Linked DNA regions of Homo sapiens: regions 1 and 2 are each linked to region 3. The links are chromatin loops, found by intact Hi-C in ENCODE. Cell type or tissue: endothelial cell of umbilical vein. All regions are shown on one strand. Region 1 has its middle 130 kb from the start of LINC01392. Region 2 has its middle 110 kb from the start of PPP1R3A. Region 3 overlaps LOC100506489 (a long non-coding RNA gene).

The links. A loop is a pair of places that touch in the nucleus more often than their neighbours do. Peaks named below come from ENCODE experiments on the same cell type or tissue, not always from the same donor. Only the 100,000 strongest peaks of a DNase experiment are listed, where the experiment ranks them.
Region 1: it touches region 3 in a loop (3-fold over the local background); 10 of 110 quality-filtered maps call a loop at or near these places.
Region 2: it touches region 3 in a loop (5-fold over the local background); 2 of 110 quality-filtered maps call a loop at or near these places.

The regions. Positions count from the first base shown.
Region 1 is chr7:115,355,351-115,357,850 of GRCh38, forward strand. No RefSeq gene overlaps it. Among named protein-coding and RNA genes, the nearest start is that of LINC01392, 130 kb to the left of the region's middle. In endothelial cell of umbilical vein, a CTCF peak has its summit at 1,016 (motif pointing right); no DNase peak of the experiment used is centred here.
Region 2 is chr7:114,025,404-114,027,903 of GRCh38, forward strand. No RefSeq gene overlaps it. Among named protein-coding and RNA genes, the nearest start is that of PPP1R3A, 110 kb to the left of the region's middle. In endothelial cell of umbilical vein, a CTCF peak has its summit at 1,306 (motif pointing right); a DNase peak (open chromatin) is centred at 1,278.
Region 3 is chr7:115,678,720-115,681,219 of GRCh38, forward strand. LOC100506489 (a long non-coding RNA gene) reads right to left here. Exons shown (of 2, transcript NR_187628.1): 2 at 626-1,652. Among named protein-coding and RNA genes, the nearest start is that of SNORA25B, 99 kb to the left of the region's middle. In endothelial cell of umbilical vein, a CTCF peak has its summit at 1,403 (motif pointing left); a DNase peak (open chromatin) is centred at 1,382.

The DNA of each region.
Region 1 (2,500 bases), 320 kb before region 3:
GGACACAAAGAATGTAAATTTCAAATCAAAAGTATCCAATAACTTTGAACACAATGAATGCAATAAGACCTATAGCAGGGGGCATCATTATGAAATCTCAGAATGCTAGGTTTAAAGAGAGACAGCTAAGAGTATCCAGTGTGGAAGAAAACAAAGCTAAATGAGTGAAATAAGCAGTTCACATTCAAAAGGACAGGTATCAAAATGGCGTTAGATTTATCAACAGTGACACTGGATGAGAGGAGAAAACACAACCATAGCAACAACAGCAAAGCCTTCTTCCTGAGGGTACAGATTGGAATAGGAGGACCAACTCTTCGTGAGGCTATTTCAAGCAACATAAAAAGGAACTTACAGATTACCCAAGAATGAATTGAGAGATTTATAGGTTTGGGAGAAAGTTAGGGTTGCCAAATTTATGATAGATACACAGAAAACTAAACAAACAAAATTAAAACTGAAGAGACAACAAGATAATCGCTAGTTTTTGAGATAAGAAAAGATTGCCTAGAAAAGAAAATATGATCATAATTTACTACCCAGCCAAACTTTAACAAAATTTACCAAGTCATAACCTAGTATTGACCCTGATTGTTTAATTAACCAAAAATTGTGGTATTTAATTAACCAAAAATTTTGAGAACCAAATTAACCAAAAATTGTGAGAACAAAGACAATATGTCTGTGAGAGGATTGTTGCAAAAAAAAAATTCCCCTTCTAAAAGAAGAAAAATTCTAAAATAGAAAAAATTTTAAAAATAGCAAGTTAAATACATTATTTAGGAATATGAAGGTAACTGCAAAAGGAATAACTAAAAGATTGAAAGTGATTGCCATGGGAAATGGCACTTCTGTATTTCATTACAGATATTAGGAGAATATGATTTTTTAAATCCTCTATAACTATTATTTTGATAAATATCAAAATTAAATTTAAAAAGAGTAAAAAATATATATATGTGCTAAATATTAGAGCCTGCAGCCACTAGAGGGCAAATACTTCCTGGAGATCAATGGAGATTCAGAAGGGAAACGTGGTCTCCTAAGTAGGGACTGGGCTAGACCTAGTCAAAATTATCCAGTCGACACTTATCTAAAATAGCACAGTGTAGCATGAAGAGGGTTAAAAGTTTTTAAAAAAAGTTTTAATATTCTCATACAAAATAACATAAACAAAATAACATAACTAAGATGGTAGAAAATCCATTTATAAAAACACTGTCTTCTTCCTTATAGATACAAAATTAAATTATCTTACAAAATATTTTAGGATGGATATTTGCTTTTACCTAAAAGTGATTGTACATTCCAATATAATGAACAATAAGGTCATTTAATCAGATTGTTGTAGAGGAGACATTGATTCAAAGGAGAGAAAGATCTTCCCTGGACATGAGCTTTACTAGTCACATGAGGAAATAAGGTAGCCCCAGAGAGAGTCTAGAAGAGTTGAGAGAAACAGCAAGGAAGAATCAAAGGAGGACATTGAGATGATGTTTGCAAATATGTTCAGGAGAAGCAGAAGCAAGTTGGTAAAGATTAATTCACCAATTCACAAACCAGTTCTTAAGAAGCATTAGACTAAATGCAATCTCAAAGTTCCTGTTAGTGCTGAAATTTAATGATTTTCAGAGGTAAGACCTGTTTTTTGTATGATGTTAACATGAATTATTTGATGCTAGAGGGCAAGACCTATGTCTAATTTACTTTGTACAGTGCATGAAAGAGTGTGACAAATAGGTAAATGCCCATGTGATTTATTATTCAAACCAGGACATTTTGAGAGAGAGAAAGGAGATGCTATTAATAATTGTAGGCCTAGATCATGACTGGTCAAGAGCAAAAAAAGTAAGATCACCCAGCACGGATATGACTTATTCTATGTAACAATACCTCAGCGACTGGATAGTCAGCATGAAATAAGCAGCTGTGTTGATTTTTAAAGCGTACCTAATTGATGAACATCTGGTGGCAGGTAGCCAGCCCATTAAAAATCAATTATACTCAATGACTTGCATCTGAGCCATACTGCACCAATCTCCTCACACTCATCAGATCCACATGTTCCTGAATAAACACTTGGACCACTCAGGCCAGTGCCTTTGAACTTTATGTGGTTGGAAGTGAATTTCGTCAGTGGCTTTTGTCTAACCCACAGTGAAGAGAAGAGTTCTGTTGATCCGCCCCTGACTGTTGACAGGTCAAGAGACCAGGCGGCAGTTTGAGTAAATCTCTATAAATCCAAGGGTAACCAGAACATTCACTGCTCTGTGCAGCTCTCAGATATAATATATGCCATTAACGGCAGAAACTGGGTTATAAAACAATAAGGAGGTGATAGTGATCAGAGACTGGATTTAGGATGTTATAAGGCAAGTAGAAGTTAGTAATTAAAGTGAGAGTGAAACTTTAGAATAGGGTGTGGAAAAGTCTATACAAACTCTCAGTTCAAACGCTGAATATATGTTTCTATGTTGGGGGTTTCCATTTGCAGCATAAT
Region 2 (2,500 bases), 1.7 Mb before region 3:
TATAATTCTACATCCATCAGTCACATAAACCCAACCAATCTAGGACTTCTGGAAACCCATGCCAGGAACAGCAGTGTGCATTACACACTCCACACAAATACTTAATGAGGCAACAATAGGTACTTGCTGAATAGGAAATACAGGAGAAAAATACACATCTAAGAAATATTATCAAAAGCAAAATTCAGGATTTAAAATTCAGTGTAACATTAAAATTTCAGTCAAATATTCTATACCTGGTAACAAGCCAATATTCATAAATATTTTATGAAAGCTATCATTCCCATTTGATGAAATCCATTTCACCATATTTGAAACATACCTTTATACTGTGGGATCATTTGGTTGAAAGAATCAAAAACCTCCAGGTCATGGAAGAAGGCAGTCATTGGAAGGCATTATCAGGGACAACCAAGAATAAGAAACAAAGCCAAAAGCTGGGGCACAGGAAGACTGGCATTGAAAGTCAAAAAATAAGATTACCCGTTTCTCTCATAAATTATAGGTCCCTCGTCTTTGTTATTCTCTACACATGGCCCCACTATTCTGACTTCTCTAAAGAATTGCCTTATTCTCTTTCTTTGTGGATTCCATAACTTGAAAATGGCTTTGACATTCCATTGTATTGCTTCATTCTTGGCTTATAATGAATATTCATGATAAACAGTTCAATGAACTGTACCCCAGGGAAGACCAATGGTTTGTGCATCTGCTCCTTCTGGCAGCTGTGACTGGAACAGGTTCTCTTAAAAAAAAAAACAAAAACAAATAAGTGCTTGGTCTGGAGGCTATAATGGTATGGTCACTAAATTTGGCATGCCCATCCTGAATTCTGAAAATAATATCTGGCACTTTTAAGTCTTCCATATGCTATAAGGCATATGTTAGTTTCACTCTGGCCACAGAATGACACAAGTATGTCATTTATAATATTGATAATATTATAATAATTATGCGATAGTACATCATTTCCAACTTTACATCAATCATATCTATAGCCTTGACTTTAGAAACCAACCAATCGAAAAATAAAAATAGAATCGAATAAAAAGCTGTCAACCTCAAATCAGCTCTTTTAGGCATAAAACATTCTATCTCAGTCAAACCAGATGTCACTCCAGTGTTGAGTGTAACAGCCAATTTTAGTTAATGTCTAGGAGTATCAAATGAATTCTGTCTTAATTTGTATCTCTTTTAGGTGGCCATTCAGCCATCTATAAGTTGTTTCTCACTACCAATTTTCTAAAAGCAGAAGTAACACAAATTGATTTTTAAAAGCCCTTTACCACTAGGTGGCACCAAATAGCCATAATTCATAGAATGTCTCCTAAAGCCATACACCTGCCATTTAAGGATTATCATTCTTTCTTTGCTTAAAAAGAAAATATTTATAAAAATTAAAAACAACTAATTTCTTCCTTCTTTGGAATAAGAAATACATATAATATTTTTTCCTAAATAGACTATTTTTCTTTTTTAATAAATTGAAATATATTCATTTAACCTTTGTGTTAATAAATTGATGGTAACATTCTTTGTTGAATTTCACAATGTTATTCATTTCCCCCATTAAATGCTTGCAGTATTCGAAATATTTGTTTTTGTTTTGCTTAGAAATATTTAATAGGACCCTATCTAGAGATTTTGATTTTGTTAAGATCTAGATTTACTGAGTATGGTCCCTGTCATTACAGAATATGCCTTTATTTTAATAGGGATGTTCTCAGTCCAAGGATGCATTTGGATTATGATATAGATGCTGTGGAAAAAGATGCCTCTCCCTACCTACACTTGTAAATTCCCCTCTAATACAGGGCTTACCACACTACTTTAGGTTTTTGTCACCTTGAGGTTTGACTACTGCCATGTCCTCTACCTTGGTTGACAGAGGAAGAGCCCTAGAATATTCAGCTAGAATGAATGTGACAGCTTGTCTGTTTAGCAATGCCAACCACACAGAGCACATTATACAGATGCTCTGTGCATAGCTCTGGCTTCCAACAGTCATTCTAGGTGTTCAGTTTAATTTATACAGCTCTCCACGGCCTAGGACTTCTAAGTAAGTTATACGACATATTCATTTCCTATCCTGGCAGTTAAGGCATGTTACCAGATAGTTCCTAGATACAATGGTGAACTCAAAAGTTAGAGGTCCTTGACTCTACCACTCAATCTCATTTTCTGGCTTGAAAAGAGCTTGTTTTGCTCTATACAAGCTTTTCTTGAAAATATGGGTCCTTAAATTAAATTCTATGAATAGTATTTATTTGTGTAGATAGGGTCTAGCAAAACAAAATGTCATGTCAGTGTTTCAACTGATAGAAATGATATTTTAGCAATAGGCATCTATTATAAAAATTATAAGAAAAATTAAGTGAAATTAACAGAATAGCAAAAACTAGCTTAAGTGTAATGTAGTTCATTATGATTATCATTCAGTAAGCATGTATTGAATGTTGAGTAAGATACTATATTAGAAACTGTAATACACTGCAGCAAA
Region 3 (2,500 bases):
TTTCTGTTGCCTTCTCTCGCTTCATTGCAAGGGAGAGCCAACAAGTGTTCTCATTTGTGGCTTTGGCTTGATATTGCTGCCCATACCTGCCATAAAGACTTCTAAGATTAGGTAACATGTTTGCTTTCTTTGAGTGGATATAATACTGCTTTTATACGCACCCATGGATCTATTTTTTTCTTTGTTTTTGCCAATTTGCCCTCCAGTTTGTGTTTATGGAGTGGTGTGGCTTAATTTCTCAATCTTTGATGTCCACTAACTTCTTACTGCTACAGTTGGGCTTTGTGGACATCTTTCCAAGCACATTGATATGCAACCAACCTAATGGTGCTCGGTACAGGAAGCCCTAATCTTGACTAACTGACAAGATTTAAATTGAGGAGACATCTTCTGCTGATTAGCTCCCACACCCACAATTATCCAACTGGGGTGTCAAGCAAGGTTTAACATCTCCACTGATTCTGGTCTCAGGAGAAATCTGGGAGGAAATGCAATCGCTTTTAATAACTGCTGCCTTCTGAACATGCAGACTCCCCAGCTGCACAATTTCCAGCCATTCAAGCTCCCTTCAAAATTAACCTTTCCAGCGAAAATATAATTTCACACAAAATGAACCACCAAGTGATTTTCAGCATAATTTATTCAAATTGCTGAACTCAGAATGGCAGAGCAATCTACAGTCCGAATAGACCCATGAATCAAGAAATAAAAAAGTTTATGTACCCAACTGTCTCCTGGCAAATATGGGACTAATTTTAAACATTCCCAGAATTCTTTGTGGATGCTACACTCCAGCACCTGCTTCTCATTAAAATTCAATTGATCTGAATTTTTTGCAAATAAGATTTGATTGCTTTCCATATCATAAAACAGCATAGGCTATATTGCTCTGAATCACCTATTGTGCAACATATGTGTCCAGTTCATCTGTATTACTTCAGTTTATGGCCGAGACCCACAGTTATCCTTTTTGTAAGTTTATAATAAGATTCTATAGATTTCCTCTTCGATCGTTTCGTGATTGGAATGTTTGGCTGAGCCAAATGCCTTAATTCACTACAGGTCTCTTAGCTTTAAAAAACACAATTCCCTGATTAAAAATGTGGTGTACATCCTGTTACAAATTGCACCACAGTTTCACACATTCTAAGTGTGGTGGCTGAATCCTATATTCCAGAAGTTAATGACTTTTCAAAAATACATTTTTAAGTATTTATCAAAGTTGAAGACGGCAGAGCCGTGGAATAGAGCATATTAATTCTTTTGCTCCAGGCAGGTATTAGGCACTTCTAAAGTCTCATATAGAGTCGTAGTAAGGCAATGTGTTATTCCTTTCCTACTGCTCTGAGAATGTATCTGTCCTTCAGTCTAGTGAGAGCACCCCCTGCTGTCATCAGGAAATCACTTCAGTTCTCTTGCACTTCTCTTCCATGGCTCTTTTATAGGTGAGACAAGCTAATAAGTGGCAATTTGCTAGCTGAGGCTCCTCCACTTTAAGAAACGAGGACTGGTGTCTCTATGCATTTCCTGTCAGGCTGATAACAGTGTTACAACATCATCTGTTTAATCCACTTGGAACCCAAGTTTAAGTTGAAATGCTCAGTAAGGAATTCATTTTCCCAGCTGATTCAATATCCAATTTTCATAGTGGGCTGAAGCAAAAACACAGTGGATTAGCTATCACTATCAATCCACAAAATATGTAATAAAAATAATCTTTTCTAAGCATTGCAATTTGAAGTTGATTAAAGTACACTAAAATGTATACAATGAAAGCTATCCAGTACTACAGTTAGAGTAGCTGGATACTGGTAACATGCCTTTCACTCTGAAAGAAAACAATTTTGAGTTAACTACATCTCTTGTCTTTTTGCTAAGTCAATTATTTTATCATGGGATAAGCAGCTGTGATTTTGTTTTTGTTTGCTTTGCTTGTTTGTTTGTTTGTTTTTAAAATCTGGCTGCTGAAAGGAAAAAATACACTTTCCTTCTTAGATGGTGTGAGTGTGTGGTTTTTATCTTGGCATGTAAATATGGCACTCAGTATGAGTGACAGAGGTCTTTGCCGAGAGGAGGAGCAGATATGGAAAGAAGCACTAAGACGCACCTCAGTCCTAAAATTAAGTTTTGAATAACTCTGGTGAGTAGCTATCTGAACATGAATGAGAAACAGCACACATCACTGAAAAGTGAGTGGTAGGCAGATCAGCTCAATTGGAGCAGTGCTTCCCGGTGCTAATGTACTCTTCATTTGGAAGCAGCTTTCAACTACAGAGTTCTCTGCTTCCATTTCCAACAGTTGTGTTCAGTTGATAATGAAGGGCCTGCCTTGAATTGCGTTAAGCACAGAAACAGGTGTAGGCCCCAAGGATCCATTAATTACCTTAAGCAGCAGGGGCTGCCTAGCACCAAATCCCAGGACTGAGCAATGGGAGGAGCATTTTAATTTACAAGGCAGAACACAGCTTAGCGGGGAGAAGACAGAGCTCTCATCCTCATT